Linked DNA regions of Homo sapiens: region 1 is linked to region 2. A link is an interaction called in ENCODE POLR2A ChIA-PET data of the cell type or tissue named here. Cell type or tissue: PC-9. All regions are shown on one strand. Each heading gives the region's core, and the rest is flanking DNA. Links, peaks and the distances in the headings are about the cores only.

Region 1 (8,321 bases), core at 188-8,187, 410 kb after region 2:
TGCTGCTGCTCCTCCTCCTCCTCCTCCTCCTCCTCCCTTTTCCTCCTCCTCAGCCAGCTCTACGTGAAGGACGGTGAGGACAAAGACCTTTGGGATAATCCCCTTCCACTTCACAAATAGCAAACATTTTCTCTTCCTTAATGATTTTCTTAGTATCATTTTCTTTTCTTTAGCTTTATTGTAAGAATACAGTATGTAATACGTATAACATACCAAATCTGTCTTAATTGACTCATATTATCAGTGAGGCTTCCAGTCAACAGTAGGCTATTAGTTAAGTGTTGGAGGAGTCAGAAGTTATACTGGAGTGGGGCACGGTGGCTCATGCCTCTAATCCCAGCACTTTGGGAAGCTGAGGTGGGAGGACTGCTTGAAGCCAGGAGTTGGAGACCAGCTGGTCAACATAGTGAGACTCCATCTCTACAAAAGTTAAAAATTAGCCAGGCATGGTGGTTTGTGCCTGTGGCCCCAGATACTCAGGAGGCCAAAGTGGGAGGATCACCTGATCCTGGGAAGCCAAGGCTGCAGTGAGGTGTGATTGTGCCACTGCCCTCCAGCCTGGGTGACAGAGTGAGAGCCTGTCTCAAAATAAATAAATGAATAAATAAATAGAAGTAAAAACTATAAAAAGAAAAAAAATTATACTTGGATTTTTGGCCGCATGAGGGTCAGCTCCCCAATCCCCGTGTTGTCTCAGGGTCAACTGTAGTTGGAAATAGGGCCTCCAGATGAGACCGTCCTGGATTAGGGTGGGCCTTTCTCTTTAATTGTAAGAGAAAGGAGAGCTGAGCCAGGCCCAGTGGCTCACTCCTGTAATCCCAGCACTTTGGGAGGCTGAGGCAGGCGGATCACCTGAGGTCAGGGGTCTGAGACCAGCCTGGCCAACATGGCGAAACCCCATCTCTACTAAAAATACAAAAATTGTCTGAGTGTGGTGGCACGCCTGTAATTCCAGCTACTCAGGAGGCTGAGGCAGGAGAATCGCTTGAACCCAGGAGGTAGAGGTTGCAGTGAGCCGAGATCGCGCCATTACACTCCAGCTTGGGCAACAAGAGGGAGACTCCGTCTCAAAACAACAACAACAACAACAACAAAGCCAGAGGCTGGTGCGATTGTGACTTGGGGGGCTGCTTCTTGAGCAGGGGTGTTGGGGATGCCCCTCTAAGGAGGGGCCGTCAGGCCTTGCATGAGGGGTCAGTGGGGAAAGGACAAGCTGGGGGCACTTTGGGGCTTGGGCGGCTGGAGGGAGTGAGGCTGGGGAGGCTGGAGGCAAAGCCCACCCACCCTCAGCAGGGCCCTCCAAATCGCCAGTGGGGTCCACTCTCACAGCCAGGCAGCCAGGACCAGATGCCCATCTATCTGGCCCACAGGCCATGAGTGAGGGGCGCCCTGGGAGCTGCAGTTTTCCCGACTCCTACCGGACGCCTTCTCCAGGCCTCAGCTGTTTCACCTGTCGCCCCGCTTGTTGACAGCCATGGGGATGGTGTGGAGATGGGACACCTGAGTCCCAGGTCAGCCCCGAGCCTCTGTGTAGGGCAGGCTGGAGCTGCTGTGGCATCCCAGGAGCTCCCTCCAGAGCTAGCCGCTGGCTCCAAGTGAGGGTTACACCTTGAGGTGGCTTGTGTTGCCTGGGCCAGCTGAGGAAGGGGGTGGCCAAGCTGCCGCCTGAGGCCTCCTGGGTTTTAATCTTAAGTGCTTGTACAGCCTCCAGACGGGCCTGTCACCTGGCTTGTGAAGTCAGCTGTGGAGGAGGTGCAGCAGCGTCCATTCATTCATTCATTCACCCCCTCACATCTTTGTTCACTTGTGGATTCCGCCGGCAGGCGCTGCTGAGCAGCGGGTCCTGGGCTGGCTGCTGGGTTCACGGAGCTCGTCCTCAGGGTCTCAGTGGTTTGGGGAGCACAGCATGGTGGGGGGCAGGGGACTGTGATGTGGCGATGAGAAAAGCTGTGATGTTGCCTGCAGTGCAGTGACATCTGGCCGTTCTTCCAGCTGAGGCCAGAGGTCTGTGGGGGCAGAGCCCAAGCTGGCGTCCCACCACCCTGAGACCCCAGAGAAAGGAGGACCCTGCTCCCAGGGGTTCCAGCCAGGCTGGGGAGGAAAGTCAGCTCCTGCAGACTCAGGAGTCTCCGTGCCCACCCTCTGGCTAGAAAATTCACTGGAAGGACTCCCCAGAAGCCGTTTTGTTCATGCTTATGGTTTATTGCAGCGAAAGGACACATTAAAATTACCCAAGGGAGGCTGGGTGTGGTGGCTCACACCTGTAACCCCAGCATTTTCGGAGGCTGAGGCGGGCGAATCTCTTGAGGTCAGGGGTTCAAGACCAGCCTGGCCAACGTGGTGAAACTCCGTCTCTACTAAAAATACAAAAATTAGCTGGGTGTGGTGTTGCATACCTGTAATCCCAGCTACTCAGGAAGCTGAGGTGAGAGAATCGCTTGAACCCTGGAAGTGGAGGTTGCAGTAAGCCGAGATAGTGCCACTGCACTCCAGCCTGGATGACAGAGCTAGACTCCATCTTAAAAAAAAAAAAAATCACCCAAGGGAAGAGGCAGATGGGCAGGGTCCAGGAGAAACCAGGCCAGAACCTCCAGTCAGCCCCTCATGTGAACAGTGCGTAATTCTCCCAGCATGGAGCACTGCCAGCCGCAGAAGCTCCCCTGGCCTGCATGTCCAGGGTCTGTACTGGGGGCTGGTCCTGTAGACGTGGCTGACCACCCTCATGGCCAACCTGTCTCTAGTCCCTCCAGATGTCAAGCTGATGTGCCCAAACTCCCACCCTAAAACCACAGTGTGAGCAGACTCTGCCATAGCCCAAGGCCTCAGGCACACAATGACACTCTTATCAGGCAGGATATTCTCCTGCAGGTCACCTCCCAGGAGCTGGGGACAAAGGTCAGACCTCTCTTGGGGCCAGCTTAACCCTTTTGCTGTACAACTCCTCATGCAAAACCAAGAATGAGCATGGGGTTCCCCAAAAGAAGAGCAGAGGCCAGGCGCGGTGACTCATTCCTGTAATCCCAACACTTTGGGAGGCCGAGGCGGGTGGATCACTTGAGGTCAGGAGTTTGAGACCAGCCTGAGCAACATGGTGAAAAACTCTGTCTCTACTAGAAATACAAAAAAAAAAATTAGCCAGGCATGGTGCCTGTAGTCTCAGCTAGTTCGGAGGCTGAGGCAGGAGAATCACTTGAGCCTGGGAGATGGAGGTTGTAGTGAGCCAAGATGGCGCCACTGCACTCCAGCCTGGGCAACAGAGCGAGACTCCATCTCAAAAAAACAAACAAACAACAACAACAACAAAAAAGAAAAGCAGAGTCCCCACTCAGTGTCCACTCCTGGCCCAGGGGCTGTGCTCCGAAGCCTGAGTGCCTCCAGCAAAGTGGACAGGAGCTGGGAATTGTGGGCAAGGTTTGGACAGAGATGGGGCTTGGGAACCATGAGAGTTCTGTGTGTCCCCAGTCCTGTAGATTGTCCCCGCATCCCAGGTTTCCTGTGGCCCGGGGACATAGTGTAAACAAAGCTGCTTCAGGGAGTTCTTGCCCCTGATGTCTGGCCTCCTGGGAGCTGGCAGCTCAGCCCGTGTAGAAAGCACATGTGGCATGAGTACCTGCTGTGTCACACGTCGTGTGTCCCTCTCACACCCGCCTGTAGCACTCACTCTAGGTCGGGGACACAGGTCCAGGAGGGGTCACAGCCTTTAGGGCCATATAGTCAGTGAGAGGTGAATGTAGCACAGGTTTCTGTCATGCTACTTGGACACAGAAGAGGGTGGAGAAAGTCACGGGAGGCCACAGGCGACCTATGCCCAGGTAGGTGTGGGGTGGGAGCTGTAGGACCCCCACCCTACACCCCCTCCCTCTGCCACAGCCCGGAGCTGGCCTGTTTCATCTGGTGTGACTGCTGGGAGGGACACTGTGGATGTTCATTGTGTATGTGTCTGGCCAGCGGCCACCAAGGGCTCCCAGCACAGACCCTGGGCCTCACCCCCAGGCCCTCGAGAGCCACCCAATAACACACAAGGTTAATCTTACCATCGGCTCCACTTCAGCTCACAGGAAACAGCTGTTTACCTGGGCGAGGTGCTCAGCCGGGCAGGTGGCCAGTTCCCGGGCTTTACTTCCGCCTCCGGTGTCCAGGGCCCCCTAGGAAGCTGGGGCGGTGGGGCAGCCAGCTCTCCACGCACTGCCAGGAGCTGTTTGTAAGGAACGAGTCGGCCTTGTTGTGTACACAGTGTCCACCCTAGCAACCGCCCCTGCCGGGCCAGAGTGGACAACCACCCCTCCTTCCTGCCTGCCCAGCCCCACCTCTCCTCACGGTGGCTGCCTCCCCCAGTTGCATGGCAGGCATCATGGACCAGCATCCCCAAGGGCCTCGGGTCGTGCCACATGGGTCAGGGGCCTCTGTTACTGGCAAATCAGCATCAGCCACATGAAGGGGAGGAGGCCAGCTTCCAGCCCTGTTCAGAGTCAGCGTGACCCATCAGGGAGCTCCTGGCCCCTGGTTCTGTGCCCCGATGCCATCAGGGAGTGGGAAGCAGGGATGCAGCTGAGATGAAGGCGCTCAGCTGGGCCCAGCCCCCAAGAGGCTGGGAAGGACCATGAGGAAGGAACATGGGGCTCAGGACCCTCTAGAACTCAAGCTGGGTCTGGGGGACTGACTTGGCTGCCCTGGCTCTGTGTGGGCTGCCGTCGGGATCACAAGTCCCACGCTTTGAAGGCCATCACCACGCTTCTGAGACAGCTTCCTCCGATTCAGGCCAGTGGGAAGCCGCCTGGCCTGCCAAGTCACAGCCTCTGGCCGTGATAAGAAATGGCTCCCCTGGGCTGGTGAGGGGCCTCCTTGGCAGGCTGCAGGCCCGCCAGTGCCTCTCTTGCCCATTCACTGACTGACCGAATCAGCAGCAAGGCAGCCAGCTCCCCAGGTTCACGGTCATGGGTTTCTGCATGGTGCATTGCCCCGCCTGGGGAGCCGTCCCGGCACCTCGGGTTTCTGATTCTGCCATTTTTGGTGGAGGGACACCTGGTTTCCTTAAGCATCTGGGTCATGAGGTCCTGCAAACTTCTGCACTTAGGCTGTCAATCCCACCACTTGGGTCTTTTTGTGCCTTTGGGGCTGGCACTCTGAGGTGAGCCTGGGAGGTGACCCCTCCCGCAGCTGCTGGCTTCTCTCTCGCAGCTCCAGCTCCAGAAATCCCAGTACCTGCAACTGGGCCCCAGCCGAGGCCAGTACTATGGCGGGTCCCTGCCCAACGTGAACCAGATCGGGAGTGGCACCATGGACCTGCCCTTCCAGGTGAGTGCCCCGCCCCCTGGCCCTGCCCCATTGTGGGGAGCTTCCCCCAGCCTCCCACTGGGGGCCAGACATTGAGGACAGCTGGGGTTATCAGACAGTTGGCGGAGCCCACCCAACCACTGCCTTCTCCTTGTCTGCCCTGGGAACCAGAGGAAGCAGAGTGGCCCCACCAGGGTGCCCCCGCAGCCCATTCCCCATCAGCAGACCCCGAGGCGAGCCCTCCATCTGGCCTCCAGCATTTCGGCAGCCGCTACACCTGTTGGCCGGCTGTGCGGCAGCGGGAACCGCTCGGGGCCACTGGGGCTTGGCTCTGTCCTGCCTCACTAATCCGCAAGCCCAGCAATTCTCAGAAGGAGGCCCGGCGGCCTGACCCCACTTGTCTGCAAACGTTTCTTGGCAGAGGCCCACACAGCGCGGCTCCCGCAGGCCGCACAGCCGCCGTGCACAGCCTTATCGTAAACAGGAGATAAGGCCCACAGCGGCCCTCTTCCCTGTCCCTGGTCTGCGGGTGGAGATGGGGATGGGGTGGGGCCGAGGGAGCTGGCCTATGAATCAGGGCCACCCCCAGGACGGTGTCTGGGCTCTGCATGGACAGGTCCCCCTGGGGGGGGGTCACACCTACTCTGTGGCTGAGAAAACCACCTCGGACACAGCCATGGCCACTGACAGGCCAGATGGAGCCGGGGCCCCTCCCAAGTCACCCACCAGCTCCACCGCCACCTGCACCGCCGCTGGACAGGGCAGGGATCCTTGGGCTGGCCACCACGGTGCGCCTCCTCCGGCATACAGAGTGCGGGCCATCACTGATGCTGGGCGTGTTCTTTGTCACAGCCCTTCCTGGCCAGGTTTTCTCCCCTCCTGCCCTTCTCTCCCTTTCCTGTTTCTCCTGTCCCCTCTTCCCTGGAGGAGAGTCTCTCTCTGGGCACCTTGCAAGCTCAGCCTGAGTGGGGCTGAGGGGCACAGGACCCTGTTGGGTGTCTGTCGCCCGAGGCCCACAGCCCGGGGGGAGGTCCCACGCATCCCGCCTTTGGGGCCAGGCAAGGCAGCAGCGTCTCAAAGTCTCGGTTCTTTGCATTTTCAGCCCAGCGGATTTCTGGGGGAGGCCCTGGCAGCGGCTCCTGTCTCTCTGGTAAATGAGCCCCCAGGCTGAGGCCGCGGCGTCCCCGGCGCCAGCCTGCAAGACCCCGACCCGTGTGCGGGCGCTGGGGATCCCTGAGCTCCCCAAGCGGCCGCCCCTGCGGCTCCCAGGGAGGTGGAGGTGTCCCGTCCGCCAAATGGAAATGGATCCACTCCGCACCCCCATCTCGGGAAGTGCGTATGGTCGCGTCGAGAGGCCCTGGGGACTCTTGGGGTCCATCTGGGGCAGATGCCATAGCCGCGCATCCCCATCTGGGGTCCAGCAGAGCAGAATCCCAGCATGTGCCCCAAAGCTGCATGGTCCGTCCCTATATACACACACACACAAACACACACACACACACACACATACACACACGTGTGCACGCATCTCCCAAACCAGGCCAGCAGGCAGGACGTGGCGAGCCCGGGTGTGGCCAGCCCCCGCTTCATTCTGCCTCTGACTTGGCTTTGGCTGCCTCAGTTTCCCTCTGGGCTTCAAGGCATCTCTGGAAGGAGATGAATTGCCCCTACCCTGAGGAGCCTGTGCACTGGACAGCACAGTTCCCACCCTCATCGTCACAGGCCCACGTCTCCCATGCCCACAGCCTTTTGGGGGCAAGAGCCACGGAAAGACCCAAACCAGCAGAGTTCATGCTGGATCGAAGAAAGACTTGGGGGTCCCCAGGGCTGGGGACAGTAGTCAGCCCTGAACTCTGGCCGAGGCTGGGACAAAGCAGCAATCCTAGCCATGGACAGGCTTCTGGAGAGGAGACTCACTTTAGTATCAGAGTCTCATTTTGCCCGGCTGCCCAGAGAAGGCATAAGGGCTCAGGGGCCAGATGGCCGGACTGGGGGATTGGCTGCATCCAAAGCTGGCAGAGCCTGCTGATCTCACCCCAGTCAGATGGCAAGTGGGCAACACAGGGTCAGGGCGGGCTCCTGGCAGCCCCGGGGGCATGAGGCCGGGCATGTAGCAGGGCCTGGGGAGGGCCAGCCTGGTGCCAGCCCCAGGTGCTGGGAGGAAGCCCCATCCAGCCAAGCAGTGGGCCATGGCTCCGGAAGGCGCCTGTACTTGGCTCTGGTGGTGCCTGGAGTGCCTGGAGGAGGCTGCGGGGGAGGGTGTGTGGGGGCCGCGTCTCAATCAAGAGCAGCCCTGGGCTCCACAAGGAAGCCTCCCAGGAACTCGCGCTTGGCCAGGTGGGCCCCGAAACAGTCCTGGGCTGGAAGCCCCTGGGCTGTCTCTTGGCAGGCCCCTCCAGGGATGACGTAGGTGGGGGTAGGAGGCCGTCCAGGCCCGGAGAGAGAGGGCGGAGGCCTGTCTGCACCTGGTGAGACTGGGGAGGAGGGCTGCCTAGGCCGGCTACATCCCTGGCACCCGGCGGGCGCTGGCCCCGAGCTTGTGCCGCTCTGCCTGGCCTGTGCATGCCAGCTGCACTGCACGCCCCTGCCACCCTGGCTCCCGGGACCCCAGCTCACACCCCCTCCCTACCCCCCAGTGCTTGGAGAGCCAGGGAGCTGGGGCTGAAGGAAGAAGCCCATCCCAGGCTGTGGAGCGATGGCCGAGGGTGCTCCAGAGTGGGGGGCCCTGCGATCAGACTCTGGGGCCAGCGCTGGGGCCACAGCTGGTAACCATTGTTTGGATTTCTCTCTCTCTGTTTCCATCTCCTCCTCCCCCAGACCCCCTTCCAATCCTCGGGCCTGGACACCAGCCGGACCACCCGGCACCATGGGCTGGTGGACAGGGTGTACCGGGAGCGTGGCCGGCTCGGCTCCCCACACCGCCGGCCCCTGTCAGTGGACAAACACGGACGGCAGATATCCTTTTCACCAGAGGATGAGGGTGGGGGCCAGGCCCTGTCGGTGCCGGCAGGACCCCAAGTTTACCCAGCAGGTTCTGACAGGGCTGC
Region 2 (8,321 bases), core at 19-8,018:
CTTGCTCAAAAGCTAATCATTCCTTCTCTTATACTTTGAACTTTAGTACCCTCCACTGATTTCCATCATTGCCTGGTTTATGCCATGTTGTAATTGCTTGTTTCAGCCCTCTCAACTTTGACTTGTAGGAGCAAGGACCTAAGAGGTTTCCTGGGGCTCTATTTGGGGCTGTTCAGGACAGTTTACCCTCCCCTATCATCATGAATGCATGACCCAGGCTGGGGCAATCAGAAGGCTTCCCTGGCTGGCTGAGCATGGTGGCTGATGCCTGTAATCCCAGCACTTTGGGAGGCCGGCCGGTGGATCACCTGAGCCCAGGAGTTCGAGACCAGCCTGGGGAACATAGCGAGACCTCATCTCTCCAAAAAAAACTTAAGAAGAATTAGCTGGGCGTGGTGGCACGTGCCTGTAATTCCAACTACTTGGGAGGCTGAGATGGGAAGATGGCTTGAGCTTGGGATTTCGAGGCTGCAGTGAGCCATGATCATGCTACTGCACTCTACCCTGGGTGACAGAGCGAGATCCTATGAAAAAAAAAAAAAAAATCTTCCTTGGGATGGTTTTGGGATTGCAGAGCTGGAGTGATCGGCGATCACAGTCAGGTATAGCCATGGCCATTTCTTCACTGCAGAGTCATGGCCGTGTCTAAGCCTGAGCCCAGCTGTATCTGATGCTTCATAAATCTTCATTCTTCCGTATTCCACTAACCAAAATCCTATTCTGGATCCAGCTTAAATTATATTTCTGACCGGGCACAGTGGCTCACACCTGTAATCCCAGCAATTTGGGATGCCAAGGCGGGTGGATCACCTGAGGTCAGGAGTTCGAGACCAGCCTGGCCAACATGGCAAAACCCTGTCTCTACTAAAAATACAAAAATTAGCCAGGCGTGGTGGTGGGTGCCCGTAATCCCAGCTACTCAGGAGGCTGAGTCAGGAGAATCACTTGAACCCAGGAGGCAGAGGTTGCAGTCAGCCGAGATCATGCCATTGCACTCCAGCCTGGGCAACAAGAGCAAAACTCTGTCTCAAAAAAAAAAAAATTGTATTTCTTCCAGCAGAAACCTAAGAAGTCTAGATCAATGTACGTCTCCAACTAACAAAAATACCCTACCCACTACTAAAAAAAAAAGAACAGCATAAAAGCCAGTACTGGCAAGGTTGTGATGAAACTGGCAAACATGTGTTTCCTTTTAAATGGGAAAAAAGTTGGTATTATATCTCAAAAGCTATAAAAGTATCACACCCTTCAGCTCAGCAATCCATTTCTGAACATTTCTACTAAGGAAGTCTTTCGGGTGAAGGGAACCACCATGCCAGGGCCTCACAGCAATATCGCCAATTCTAAAAGAGCAATATTTTGCTGGGCGCAGTGCCTCACACCTGTAATCCCAACACTTTGGGAGGCCAAGGCGGGTGGATCACTTAAGGTCAGGAATTCAAAACCAGCCTAGCCCAACATGGCAAGACCCCGTCTCTACTAAAGGTACAAAAACTAGCCAGCCATGGTGGCGTGTGCCTGTAATCCCAGCTACTTGGGGGGCTGAGGCATGAAAATCGCTTGAACCTGGGAGGTAGAGGTTGCAGTGAGCTGAGATCACGCCATTGCACTCCAGCCGGGGCAACAGAGTGAGACTCCATCTTAAAAGTAAATAAGTAAATAGCAGGTTTTTTTAAAAAAAATTAGCTGGGCCAGGCGAGGTGGCTCACGCCTGTAATCCCAGCACTTTGGGAGGCCAAGGCGGGCGGATCACGAGATCAAGAGATCAAGACCATCCTGGTCCACATGGTGAAACCCCATCTCTACTAAAAATACAAAAATTAGCTGGGCATGGTGGTGATCACCTGCAATCCCAGCTGTTTGGGAGGCTGAGGCAGAAGAATCGCTGGAGTCCAGGAGGTGGAGGTTGTAAAGAGCTGAGATCGCGCCAGTGCACTCCAGCCTGGGCAACAAGAGTGAAACTCCGTCTCCAAAAAAAAAAAAAAAGGAAACGCAGACACCCTCCTGGGTTGCGCTTCGCTGGTCAAGGCAGTGACCCTCTCCCATCCGGGGAACCAGGAGCCTCACATGGATCAGGCCCTTCCTGATCCATGGCCACCTGAGCTGAAACAAAATATCATTTGTACCTTGCCCAGTGCATTCCTGGGGTGCAGGCAACCAAAGAACAGAGGTTCATTTGCCCCTGTCCTTGGCCGCCTTCATATCCCAGAGTCAGAAGAAGCAGAGATTCCTCAAATGGGTTTTGTTTTGTTTTGTTTTGTTTTTGTTTTTGTTTTTACTATTTTGAGACGGAGTTTCGCTCTTGTTGCCCAGGCTGGAGTGCAGTGGCGTGATCTCAGCTCACTGCAACTTCTGCCTCCTGGGTTCAAGCAATTCTCCTGCCTCAACCTCCTGAGTAGCTGAGATTACAGGCATGTGTCACCACGCCCGGGTAATTTTGTATTTTTAGTAGAGACCGGGTTTCTTCATGTTGGTCAGGCTGGTCTTGAACTCCCGACCTCAGGTGATCCACCTGCCTCAGCCTCCCAAAGTGCTGGGATTACAGGCGTGAGCCACTGCACCCAGCCATGGGGTCTTTCTTTCTTTTTTTTTTTTTTTTAAGACAGAGTCTCAGAAAGACCCCCTCAAGTGGGGTCTTGAAACTTCCTCCACTGTCCACCTACGCCCAGTGGCCTGGTAGAAGTTCCTTAGATGGGCACGGAGACTGCTGGATCCAGCCCCCCTTCATCCTGCACACATCTCTGCCCCCGCGCATTAATTGTGCACCTACTGTGTGCTGGCACAGACTAAAGGGAAAGAAGACCCAGCCTCAACGTTCAAACTACTCCAGGCGAAAAGAGGGAGAGGCAGGAGTGGGGAGTGGAGCAGTAAATATACCCTCCAAGGGGCGGGCCAGGGCTGGATGTGGGAGCAGGGGCCATGGGCAGTGGCTGACCACCAAAAGCACATCTGTGGGCCTAGTCTTTTTGTTGTTGTTGTTTGAGACAGGGTCTCACTCTGTTGCCCAGGCTGGAGTGCAGTGGCAAGATGGTAGCTCAGGCCAGGTGCGGTGGCTCACACCTGTAATCCCAGCACTTTGGGAGGCTGAGGTGGGCAGATCACTTGAGGCCAAGAGTTCGAGACTAGCCTAGCCAACATGGTGAAACCCCATCTCTGCTAAAAATACAAAAATTAGCTAAGTGTGATGGCGCGTGCATGTAATCCCTGCTACTTGGGAGGCTGAGGCAGGAGAGTCACTTGAACCTGGGAGGTGGAGGTTGTAGAGAGCCAAGATCACACGACTGCACTCCAGCCTGGGCAACAGAGTGAGACTCCATCTCAAAAAAAAAAAATAAATAAAAGGATAATAGCTCACTGCAGCATTGAACTCCTGGACTCAAGTGATCCTCCTGTTTCAGCCTCCTGAGAACCTGGGACCTGATGAGCTCGCTACCACCTTCGGGTGATTTTAAAATTTTTTGTAGAGATAGGGTTGCACAGCCTGGTCTTGAATTCCTGGACTCAACTCATCCTCCTGCCTCCACCTCCCAAGTATGAGCCTTGTCTTCTAGCCTGAGCTCCCCAAAGGCTTCACTATCTCCAGACACCGCCTGGAGAAAAAGGACACATTCATCCTTTAAGAATGCATGTCTGGGCCAGCCACGGTGGCTCATGCCTGTAATCCCAGCACTTTGGGAGGCCAAGGCAGGTGGATCACCTGAGGTCAAGAGTTTGAAACCAGCCTGGCCAACATGGCAAAACCCTGTCTCTACTGAAAATACAAAAAAGTAACCAGGCGTAGTGGCAGACAACTGTAATCTCAACTACTCGGGAGGCTGAGGCAGGACAATTGCTTCAACCTGGGAGGCAGAGGTTGCAATGAGCCGAGATCGTGCCATTGCACTCCAGCCTGGGTGACAAGAACGAGACTGTGTTTAAAAAACAACAACAACAACAACAACAAAGAATGCATGTCTGCCCAGACATCTCTCTCCCTACCATGGCCATGAGGCCCCCTGCAGTCCTCAAACTGGGCTTGGTTTACTCTGACAGAGCCAAAAGGACAGAGCCCTAACGCAGAGCCGTGTCGTCCCCATGAGCTCCAAATCTCCCTCCCTTCCAAGGCCACTCCTATTAGCAACTGGCAAAGCCCAGAGAGGCTTGGAGCCCCCAGGGGCAGGATCTGAGCGCCGGTGCAGAGTCCATGAGTCCTGCCTTCCCCCACCTGGCTCCCTAGGGCTTGGGTTCAGGGTGGCCTTAGTCCTCAGAAGCTCCCCAAACTTCCCTGGGTTGTGGAGGTGGGAGGCTAGAGAAAAATGTAGCTTCTGCCCAGCGCAGCGATACACATCCGTGATCCCAACTACTCGGGAGGCTGAGGCAGGAGGATCACACGAGCCCAGGAGTTGTGGGCTGTAGCGCACTGTGCTGATTGGGTGTCCACATTAAGTCTGGCATCAATATGGTGACCTCCCGGAGCAGGGAACCACCAGGTTGCCCAAGGAGGGGTGAACCAGCCTAGGTTGGAAACGGAGATGGTCAAAACTCCAGTGCTGATCCGTAGCGGGATCATGCCTGTGACTAGCCACTGCACTCCAGCCTGGTCGACAGAGTGAGACCCTGTCTCTAAAAAAGATAAATTTTAGGCTGGGCGAGTGGCTTATGCCTGTAATCCCAGCACTTTGGGAGGCTGAGGCAGGCGGATCACTTGAGGTCAGGAATTCCAGACCAGTACGGTGAAACTCTGTCTCTACAAAAATACCAAAAAAAAAAAAATTAGCCAGGCGGTGAAACTCTGTCTCTACAAAAATACAAAAAAAAAAAAAAAAATTAGCCGGGCATGATGACCTGCGCCTGTGGCCCCACCTACTCCGGAGGCTGAGGCACAAGAATTGCTTATACCTGGGAGGTGGGGTGAGCCAAGATTGCACCACTGCACTCCGGCCTGGGTGACTGAGCAAGATTCTCTCTAGAAAAAAAAAGAGATACATTTAAAAAATGCAGCTTGTTTTGCAAACCAACATCCAGCTTGGCAGGTTTTGCTCTATTTAGCATTTTTTTGTTTGTTTGGTTTTTTTTTAGATAGGTATTGCTCTGTTGCTCTGGCTGGTCTCACACTCCTGGCCTCAAGCAATCCTCCCACCTCACCTTCCCAAAGCGCTGGGATTACAGCAGGGGTCCCCAACCCCTGGGCTAAGGACTGGTACCAGTCTGTGGCCTGTTAGGAACCAGGCCGCACAGCAGTAGGTGAGCAGCGGGCAAACCAGTGAAGCTTCATCTGTATTTACAGCCAGTACCCATCACTCCCCAGTATCTCCTGAGCTCCGCCTTCTGCCAGACCAGCAGCAGCAGCATTAGATTCTCATAGGAGTGTGAACCCTATTGTGAACTGCACATGTGAGGGATCTAGATTGTGCACTCCTTATGATAATCTAATGCCTGATGATCTGAGGTGGAACAGTTTCATCCTGAAAACATCTTCATCCCCCCCAACCCCCAAGTGCATGGAAAAATTGTCTTCCATAAAACCAGTCCTTGGTGCCAAAAAGATTGGGGACTGCTGGATTACAGGCATGAGCCTCTGCGTCAGGCTTCACAGCATTGTTTTTTGTTTGTTTGTTTTTTTGAGACAGACTCTCGCTCCGTTGCCCACGCTGGAGTTCAGTGGTGCGATCTCGGCTCACTGCAACCTCCACCTCCCAGATTCAAGCGATTCTCCTGCCTCAGCCTCCTGAGTAGCTAGGATTACAGGCATGCACCACCATGTCTGGCTGATTTTTGTATTTTTAGTAGAGATAGGGTTTCACCATGTTTGCCGGGCTGGTCTTGAACTCCTGACTTCAAATGATCCACCCGCCTTGGCCTCCCAAAGTGGTGAGATTACAGGTGTGAGCCACCGTGCCCGGCCATTTATTTTATTATTTATTTATTTTTATTATTTTATTTTATTTTATTGAGATGGAGTCTCGCTCTGTCTCCCAGGCTGGAGTGCAGTGGCGTGATCTCGGCTCACTGCAAGCTCCGCCTCCCGGGTTCACGCCATTCTCCTGCCTCAGTCTCCTGAGTAGCTGGGACTACAGGTGCCCGCCACCATGCCCTGCTAATTTTTTGTATTTTTAGTAGAGACAGGGTTTCACCGTGTTAGCCAGGATGGTGTTGATCTCCTGATCTCGTGATCCGCCCGCCTCGGCCTCCCAAAGTGCTGGGATTACAGGCGTGAGCCACCGCGTGTGGCCTATTTATTTATTCATTGAGACAGAGTCTCGCTCCGTCGCTCAGGCTGGAGCGGAGTGGTGCGATCTTGGCTCACTGCAATCTTTGCCGCCTGAATTCAAGCGATTCTCCTGCCTCAGCCTCCAAAGTAGCTGGAATCACAGGCATGTGCCACTGATACGGGAGTGCTGGGATGGGGGGAGCGTGGTGCCTTTAAATGATAGGGAAGGGAAGTGCGGGGTAAAGGAGGGCCTGGTCCCTGGCTAGGGCTCCACCCCCAGAGACCTAGGTGAGGATCCGCACTCCCGCCTTCGTGCCCAAATATTGCATTTTCCAGGACCACACTGGCCCGCCACGCCCCCATCCTGTGCCTATAAAAACCCGAGACCCTAGCGGGCAGACACACAAGCTGCTGGACGTCTTGACGTACACATCCATGGAAGAAGATACAAGTGGCTGGACAGCGAGAGGACGTCGAGGGAGCACGCTCGCGGAAGGGCACACTGGCATGCAGGCGGGTAGTCGACCAGTGGAACTAGGCTGAGTTTGGCCTGGGCAGTCAGAGGAGAGCTGGGGCCGCCTAGCGACCCAACTCCAGAGAAAGACCATCTCCCTTCTCGCTCCCCCATCTACTGAGGGCTACTTCCACTCAATAAAACTTCATACTCATTCTCCAAGCCCAGGTGTGATCTCATTCTTCTGGTACACCAAGGCAAGAAACCCCAGGATACTAAAATCCCTCTGTCTGGGCTGGGCGCAGTGGCTCATGCCTGTAATCCCAGGACTTTGGGAGGCCTAGGTGGGTGTATCACTCAAGGTCAGGAGTTTGAGACCAGCCTGGCCAACATGGTGAAACCCCATATCTACTAAAAATAAAAAAAATTAGCCAGGTAAGGGTGCGGTCACCTGTAGTCCTAGCTACCTGGGAGGCTGAGGCAGGAGAATCACTTTGAACCCGGGAGGCGGAGATGGCAGTGAACCAAGATCAAGCCACTGCACTCCAGCCTAGGGGACAGAGCGAGAGTCTGTCTCAAAAAAAAAAAAAAAGAAAAGAAAAGAAAAAAAGAAAAGAAATCCCTCTGTCCTTGTGACAAGGTAGAGGATCTAACTGAGCTGGTAAGCTGCCTATAGATGGCAAACTAAAAAAAGCAACCTGTAACACACGCCCCCTGGGGCTTCAGGAGCTGTAAACATTCACCCCGGACACTGCTGTGGGGTCAGAGTCCCACAGCCTGCCCATCTATATGCTCCCCTAGAGGTCTGAGTAGAGGAGCACTTCAGAAGCAAGCCACACCCCCATCGCCCACCCTGCGAGGGGAACAAGGGAACCTTTCCCGTTTCACCACCATGCCTGGCTAATATTTTTGTATTTTTAAGAGACAGGGTTTTCCCATGTTGGCCAGGCTGGTCTTGAACTCCTGGCCTCAAGCAATCCACCTGCCTCAGCCTCCCAAAGTGCTGGGATTATAGGCATGGGCCACCACACCCAGCCACAGTCATCCAATTCATAGAGACAGAAAGTGGAATGTTGGGTGCTAGGGGCTGAGGGAGGGGAATAGGGAGGGAGCGTTTAATAGGTATGGAGCTTGTTTGGGAAGAACAAGTTCTGGAGATGGATGGTGGTAATGGTTCCACAACAATGTGAACGTACTTAATGCTACCCAAGGGTATGCTTAAGATGGTAAATTTTATGTTATGTACATGTTACTACAAACCACTGCCCCCCAACCCCGGCCGAGGCGGGCAGATCACTTGAGGTCAGGAGTTTGAGACCAGCCTAGCCAACATGGAGAAACCCCATCTCTACTAAGAATACAAAAATTAGCCAAGCATGGTGGCGTGCACCTGTAGTCCCAGCTATTTGGGAGGCTGAGGCAGAAGAATGACTTGAACCTGGGAGACAGAGGCTGCAGTGAGCCAAGATCGTGCCACTGCACTCCGGCCTGGGTGACAGTCTCAAAAAAAAAAGTTCCTCCAAGTTGGGCATGGTGGCACATGCCTGTAGTCCCAGTTACTTGGGAGGCTGGGGTGGGAGGATGGCTTGACCCCAGGGGGTGGAAGCTGCAGTGAGCTGTGACTGTGCCACTGTGCTCCAGTCTGTGAGACAAAGCAAGATCATATCTCAAAAAACA

Evidence for each region. Peaks named below come from ENCODE experiments on the same cell type or tissue, not always from the same donor. Only the 100,000 strongest peaks of a DNase experiment are listed, where the experiment ranks them.
Region 1: POLR2A ChIA-PET joins it to region 2 with 7 read pairs; 2 of 35 experiments call an interaction of 5 or more read pairs at or near these places.

Annotation. Positions count from the first base shown.
Region 1 is chr19:18,737,732-18,746,052 of GRCh38, forward strand. CRTC1 (CREB regulated transcription coactivator 1) reads left to right here. Exons shown (of 14, transcript NM_015321.3): 2 at 5,179-5,295; 3 at 8,092-8,229. Among named protein-coding and RNA genes, the nearest start is that of COMP, 49 kb to the right of the region's middle. In PC-9, for the core only: no CTCF peak of the experiment used is centred there; a DNase peak (open chromatin) is centred at 4,160.
Region 2 is chr19:18,328,970-18,337,290 of GRCh38, forward strand. LOC124904654 (a long non-coding RNA gene) reads left to right here. Exons shown (of 2, transcript XR_007067158.1): 2 at 6,527-6,866. It also overlaps the pseudogene RN7SL513P. Among named protein-coding and RNA genes, the nearest start is that of PGPEP1, 7.5 kb to the right of the region's middle. In PC-9, for the core only: no CTCF peak of the experiment used is centred there; a DNase peak (open chromatin) is centred at 4,932; H3K4me3 peaks cover 1,504 bases; H3K27ac peaks cover 2,762 bases.